2 separate regions of the Mus musculus genome follow, and region 1 is linked to region 2. The links are chromatin loops, found by intact Hi-C in ENCODE. Cell type or tissue: left cerebral cortex. All regions are shown on one strand. Links, peaks and the distances in the headings refer to the core of each region. The heading gives the core; the rest is flanking DNA. Region 1 has its middle 15 kb from the start of Gm34052. Region 2 holds the start of AW146154 (expressed sequence AW146154).

Region 1 (2,918 bases), core at 190-2,689, 1.7 Mb after region 2:
TCTTATCAGAGAAACAAAGAATAGAGCAAAGAAGAACAAGCCGAACCTGAGACCTGCTGACCCACTGGGGTCATAGCTGCTTCGCATGAGGAAAATGCAGATGGCATGAGATGAGACAGTGGTGGCAGCTGTGTGAATCAGAATGGACTAAGAGCCACTCTGTGTGTTGTTTGAGATGGTGATGTTTCCCTGTGTGGTAGTGCACATTTGTTAATACAATCACTTTGAAGACTGAGGCAGGAGGACCCTGAGTTTCAAGTCAGCATGAGTCACAGGATGAGACACAATAAATGAATAAATAAATAGATAAATAAATAATAAATAAATAAATAAGAAAAACAATAAGTCAACTACCCAACCAGTCAAGGTTGGGAAAGACACAGCAAATATCTTTTGTGGCATGTGGCAAATATCTTATGTGCATATCAATAGAAGTCAATAAATGCTTGAAAAGGATCCAATAATTCATACTCTGCCATACAGATTTACACTGTAGATTCCTAATGTATCCCTTGTTGGCTTTGTTTTCCTTTGTAGCAATAAAAGTTAAAGGAAGCTAACCCAAAACCAAAACCAAACGAAAACAAGGGAGTATGGTAGTTTTGGACATATGGACAGTGGATGTTTGTAAATATCAGCATTTGTCAATTCTATGATGGGTTGTAGCTTCATCTACCCAATACAAAAGGTATTACATTCCTTAATGAGGAACAAAAGCTCAGAGAAGGGGCTAGGCTGGCTCAGGCTCACACAGCTAGAAAATGACTCACTGGGGAACTCGTTCACATCTAAAGGTGGTACAACTCAAACTGCTCCCCTCCCCTACTGTAGACACTTGCAGCCCGCTCTCCTATGCTTATAAGATGACCTACTTTGACACAGCAAACTTGAGTTTACTGCTTGTCAAAATACAACAAATTGTGCCAAGAGGTGGTTTTACTGATGTCAGAACATGAGCCCCACCCAAACAGAAGGCAATGTTGATGTAGTAGCTGTGGGTGTGGTGTGGGGTACAGTCTGCATATCAGCAGTCAGCTAATCACCTGAAGAAAAGAACCACATTTGGAAATGAGTCTTGCCACACAAGTCTGCATTAACATCTCATGTGTCCTTACCTCCAGCATCAGTTCCATTCATGGAAAGGAGGGCATGATGCTAAACAGGACATGAGGAAGACCTGATGTTTTCTTCATCCCATCCATGGATGGCTGGAAATCCTGTGCCTCGCAGGTGCCCATCCACATGGTTTATTGGAAGAGCAGTAGGTATCTCACTATCTAGGTACACTTTTCCAGACAAAGAGCTTCCCTGCTCCTCCCTGCAACACAGACCTATATGTTTTACCCTTCTCTGCCATATCAGCACTGACACAGAGGATTTGGGGGGATCATGGGAACCAGAAGCCACAGACTCCTGCTGACCCCTTTGGACATTGTAACCTTCTTCCAGGCTTGGGGTAAAAGATAGTTCTTTCAAGTGGAGAAGATTTACAACCACAACACATTGCTGCTTGCAACACCATGGCAAGAAAAGATGGCCCTTGGTAGTGATGAAGATTCGCCTTCGTAATCAGGCCCCAACACAGTATAACTTATATAATGCAACAGTGCCATCAAGTGGACAGAAAACCAACCGCTGAAGAATGGCTTCCAGGACTGCAATTCTGGTGGAAGTGTTGAGAATCAGTTCCCCTCCCTCCCTGTAGCCATAGCCATTTGCCATGTTTTTAAATTTAGTTGCTCGTTCTAAAACCTTGGGCTTCCTTGGGCACATCTTCAACCTCATTCTGGAGTAGATGTGTGCTACCCTACTGCAGGGTTATTCTAGATTGTGCATTTGAAGCACTATCTTCAGAAATCTGGGTGGTGCGACATCGTCTACTAGGACACTGGCTGAGTCAACTCCTTTAGAGCTGGGAAAAAAAAGAACAAAACAAAACAGCTAAATGGCTGGAGTCCAAGGCTGTTATCTCTACTAATATTTCCAAGGTCAACATTTGATTTCTTTCTTCTTTTTTATTTTTTTCAAAAATCAGAAAATTTGAACCCAAGAGAACTTCCACTAATCAGTGCATTTGTTTTCATAGCACTTAATTTTTATTTTTTACAAAGGTACAGGGTTTCCCTGGGTACTGCAAACTGGCTGTACCTTTAAAAAATAAAATTCCTCTCTGCATGTGGAGCTGTCTCTGTCATACAAGTCTCTCAATCAGCCTTGCCTGTCTAAGTTTAGAGCACTTGTACAGAACTGTAAAGGGTCCCTAGTGACAGAAAAAGAATGATCATTTCCCTGATGAGTTGGGCTATTCCGGGACTCACATCTCCTTCACAGTCATCTACTCGTGTTTTATGTTGTTGATCTTGCCAGCGTGGGCTATGACTATACCTTGTCAACAATGAGCATTCACTTAAATAAAATCCAAGCCTGCAGACAAAATTGCTCACGTTGGAATTTTGCAGAGGCATTACCATCTCTCGCAAACTAAAATGAAGGCACAGTTGATATTGAATTGTGGACTCATTCACACATAAATGGCTTTGTCAGGTCATCATGGAGATGACATTGCTAAGGAACTCTGCAGTACATCTGTGAATGTCCATGCTACTGTCTCAAAAGACAGACAGGCTGTCTATAGGAACTGTGCAGGAGCCCACAGACTTTGACATGTATCCTCGGCATATGCATTGGATAAGGAGATGGAACGAATTAGCCATCTCTGATGCAGGTAGAGATGACACATTTCCAAGCAACACAATGCATGGCAAACCTGGGTGAAAGCTCCCTTACTGCATGTCTAGTGACTGAGAGGACATTCACTTAGACTTTTTACCATGCAGAGAATGCTGGGTCCATTTGAAGAAAGCCAGGTAATCACTGAGAGCGGAATCAGTAGCCTCGGGGCTGAAGAAGCACCATTT
Region 2 (2,918 bases), core at 274-2,773:
TCATTAACCCCAAGTTACGAGTTTAAGTTAATTCAGTTATAGATATTACACACTTTTTAAAACCATATCCAATAACTTATAAGCCAATAGTCCTTTAGTGTTTGACTCTGACTTTAAAATCATAGCTGGGCAGTGGTGGCGCACACCTTTGATGCCAGCACTTGGGAGGCAGAGGCAGGCAGATTTCTGAGTTCAAGGCCAGCCTGGTCTACAGAGTGAGTTCCAGGAGAGCCAGGATTATACAGAGAAACCCTGCCTTGAAAAACAAAAAACAAAACCAATAAAATGATGCCTAGGTGTGAAAAGGGGTAAGCCATAACTAATTTTCTGAGCCAGCAATAAAGTAGAACATTATAAATCAATGTTAGTATCATCAATATTTAAACAATATTTCAATTCCTATTATTATATTAACTCCAGTGTCTAGAAAACCCAGAGGTGAACTTTGAGCCCAGTAAACTAGCTACAGGAATGAGAAACAACAATTTTTATGCTTTGAAGACCAGTTGGAAACCAGCATGCAATAGCTATGTGCATTCTTACCCATAAAATAACAAATCTTTTTTTTTTTTTTTTAAATAAATCTTTTTTTTTTTTTAAAGATTTATTTATTTATTTATTAAATGTAAGTACATTGTAGCTGTCTTCAGACACTCCAGAAGAGGGGGTCAGATCTTGTTACGGATGGTTGTGAGCCACCATATGGTTGCTGGGATTTGAACTCTGGACCTTCGGAAGAGCAGTCGGGTGCTCTAACCCACTGAGCCATCTCACCAGCCCAAAATAACAAATCTTACAAGAATAGAAATCACAGATTCATCCATAATTTGGAGAGGAGCTGGGTCTGGCACTGTGCAGTTGGGGGCAGAGCTCTGGACATTACAAAGCTATCCAATGAGCCCCAAGTGCTATTTGTGAATTGTCTATCTCCAAATCTACCTTATACATACTTGGTGTTCTAAAATGTTAAGTTTTTCTCGACCCAGCTTTCCTGCCAGCTAGACACAGGTAGGAGAAGGCAGAAGAAGTATCTGAGCCTGGGGTAGAGTCTGTAGCTTCTGAATACAATCCAAGTCAGAGCATCTCATATTGAGAGACAACTTCACAGTCAGTTAGATGCAGGTGGGGTCGGAACTATGTATGCTGCACCCGGAGCTCCCTGAGCCACTGTGCCTTACAGCCTTAAGTCAAAACACACAAAGACAGATCAGATACCTAAGACAACGATATTTAGAATTGGCCTTTTCTGCTTCTAAGTCCGTAAATTCTTATATTGTGCCTTCCTCTAATTTAGTCGCCCCCCTCCCCCACCCTATGGTAACACACGAGGAAGCACTAGACAAGTGGACAAAACACAAAACAGGAGTCAACAATATAGATTGAATTGGTGTTACACAGAGGTTTCATCAATCTAGGAGAACTTAACCGATGGGAGACTGTTTCAGCGGACTCCTTGTATAATCCCTGGAATTCCTGGTATCCTCTGGAAGTCTCTGATTAGTTGGACAGCCTAGGCATTGGGACCTAGCTGAAGTTCTCAAGTGCGGGGTTACTTAAGTTTCTACCTCCCAGCGTCAGTAGAGGGCGTTTCCAGAGCTCCCATGGCAAATAACTGATCAGAAAATAACTGATGGCCCTGGATGAACTCCCAATTACGTAGAAATTACTAAAACAAACAAGCAAACAAACAAACGATAGGTATCTCTCAATTGCCCGAACGGGTGTACAAACTCCATCCCCTTAACCAGAATCCAGGAACCAACAGGAAGCTTACTGTTTTTCTCCGAGTCTGCCATTCACCCCGGGAGTCTGCAGAGGGAACGCATTTCCCGGAGACCTTGGCTGGGTCAGCCCACCCCTCGATTATCCGGAATGAAGAGCGAATTTGGGACCATTATTTCCTTATGCGCTTCCATACCTTAAACCTGAGTTTTATTGGAAAACCAAATCAACCATTTCCGTCCAAATTTGAAGCAACCGTTTATTAAATATTAAGTACTGACCAAGCGGTGGATCTGGATCAGAAATATCCACAGAATTTCCCAGCTGGGATAGCCCCCGGTCACATGTTGTAGGGCTTTATACAGATAATCAATTTGGCCACCGTACTTTCCCACGAGGACTTGTTACTTACAAAGAACTACAATTCCCAGCATTCCTAGAAGTAACCTGGTTCCTGGGCAGGTGAGGCTTACAGGTCAAATTTGGGAATTACAATTTTCAAGCTTGATTTCCATTACATATCCACCTTCATTTCCGGAGGAAGAAGGGGAAGTGCCTAATGAATAAAGGTAGTTCAAGCAAGCTCCAGATTCCACCACGACTTAGAAAGCGCAGGGTCGTTGTTTACAAAGGGGAGGAGCAGGCAGCTGGGCGGCAGGAGCTGAGGTGATGGGTCCTTCCCGGTGCGGGATGGAAAGACAGACGGGTAGAATACAGACACAAGTGCTACTGAAATGCAAATCTCTATGTATCTGGAAAAGGTCTGGTACTGTACTGGAAGACCCGGCCAGCAACCATCATGCGGAGTCTCATCTGCACACCCTAACCCTCAGGGAGGTACTCGCGTTACTCAAGACTTAAGGGCCAATCAGAGCCTTGAGGTGGACCTGCCAGTCAGAAAAGGAGGCGGGATCTTCCGGGTGCCTTGCGGCAGCTTCAGCTCTGTAGCGGAGCGGGCTGGAAAAGTTCTGATTGTTTTTCTCTAAGCGCTGCTGCTGGGTGCTGTGAGGGAAGCTCTAGCAAATTGCTAATTCGCGACATGGTGAGTGCAGAGCCACTGCCCACAGGGGGGAGGAGCAGGCAGTTGTGTTGCAGGAGCTGGTATGGTGGCTTGTCCCTGGGTCTGGGTGGTAAGTGTGGCCAGATCTGACCACCTGTTACTTCCCTTTTTGTCCTAGTCATTCCCTGAACCCAGC

What was found. Peaks named below come from ENCODE experiments on the same cell type or tissue, not always from the same donor. Only the 100,000 strongest peaks of a DNase experiment are listed, where the experiment ranks them.
Region 1: it touches region 2 in a loop (4-fold over the local background); 3 of 42 quality-filtered maps call a loop at or near these places.

Annotation. Positions count from the first base shown.
Region 1 is chr7:39,847,030-39,849,947 of GRCm38, reverse strand. No RefSeq gene overlaps it. Among named protein-coding and RNA genes, the nearest start is that of Gm34052, 15 kb to the left of the region's middle. In left cerebral cortex, for the core only: a CTCF peak has its summit at 1,622 (motif pointing left); a DNase peak (open chromatin) is centred at 1,612.
Region 2 is chr7:41,499,140-41,502,057 of GRCm38, reverse strand. AW146154 (expressed sequence AW146154) reads left to right here and starts at 2,168. Exons shown (of 4, transcript NM_001033530.3): 1 at 2,168-2,764. The coding sequence starts at 2,762. In left cerebral cortex, for the core only: CTCF peaks have their summits at 1,584 (motif pointing right) and 2,210; DNase peaks (open chromatin) are centred at 1,597, 2,232 and 2,569; H3K4me3 peaks cover 1,360 bases; H3K27ac peaks cover 1,130 bases.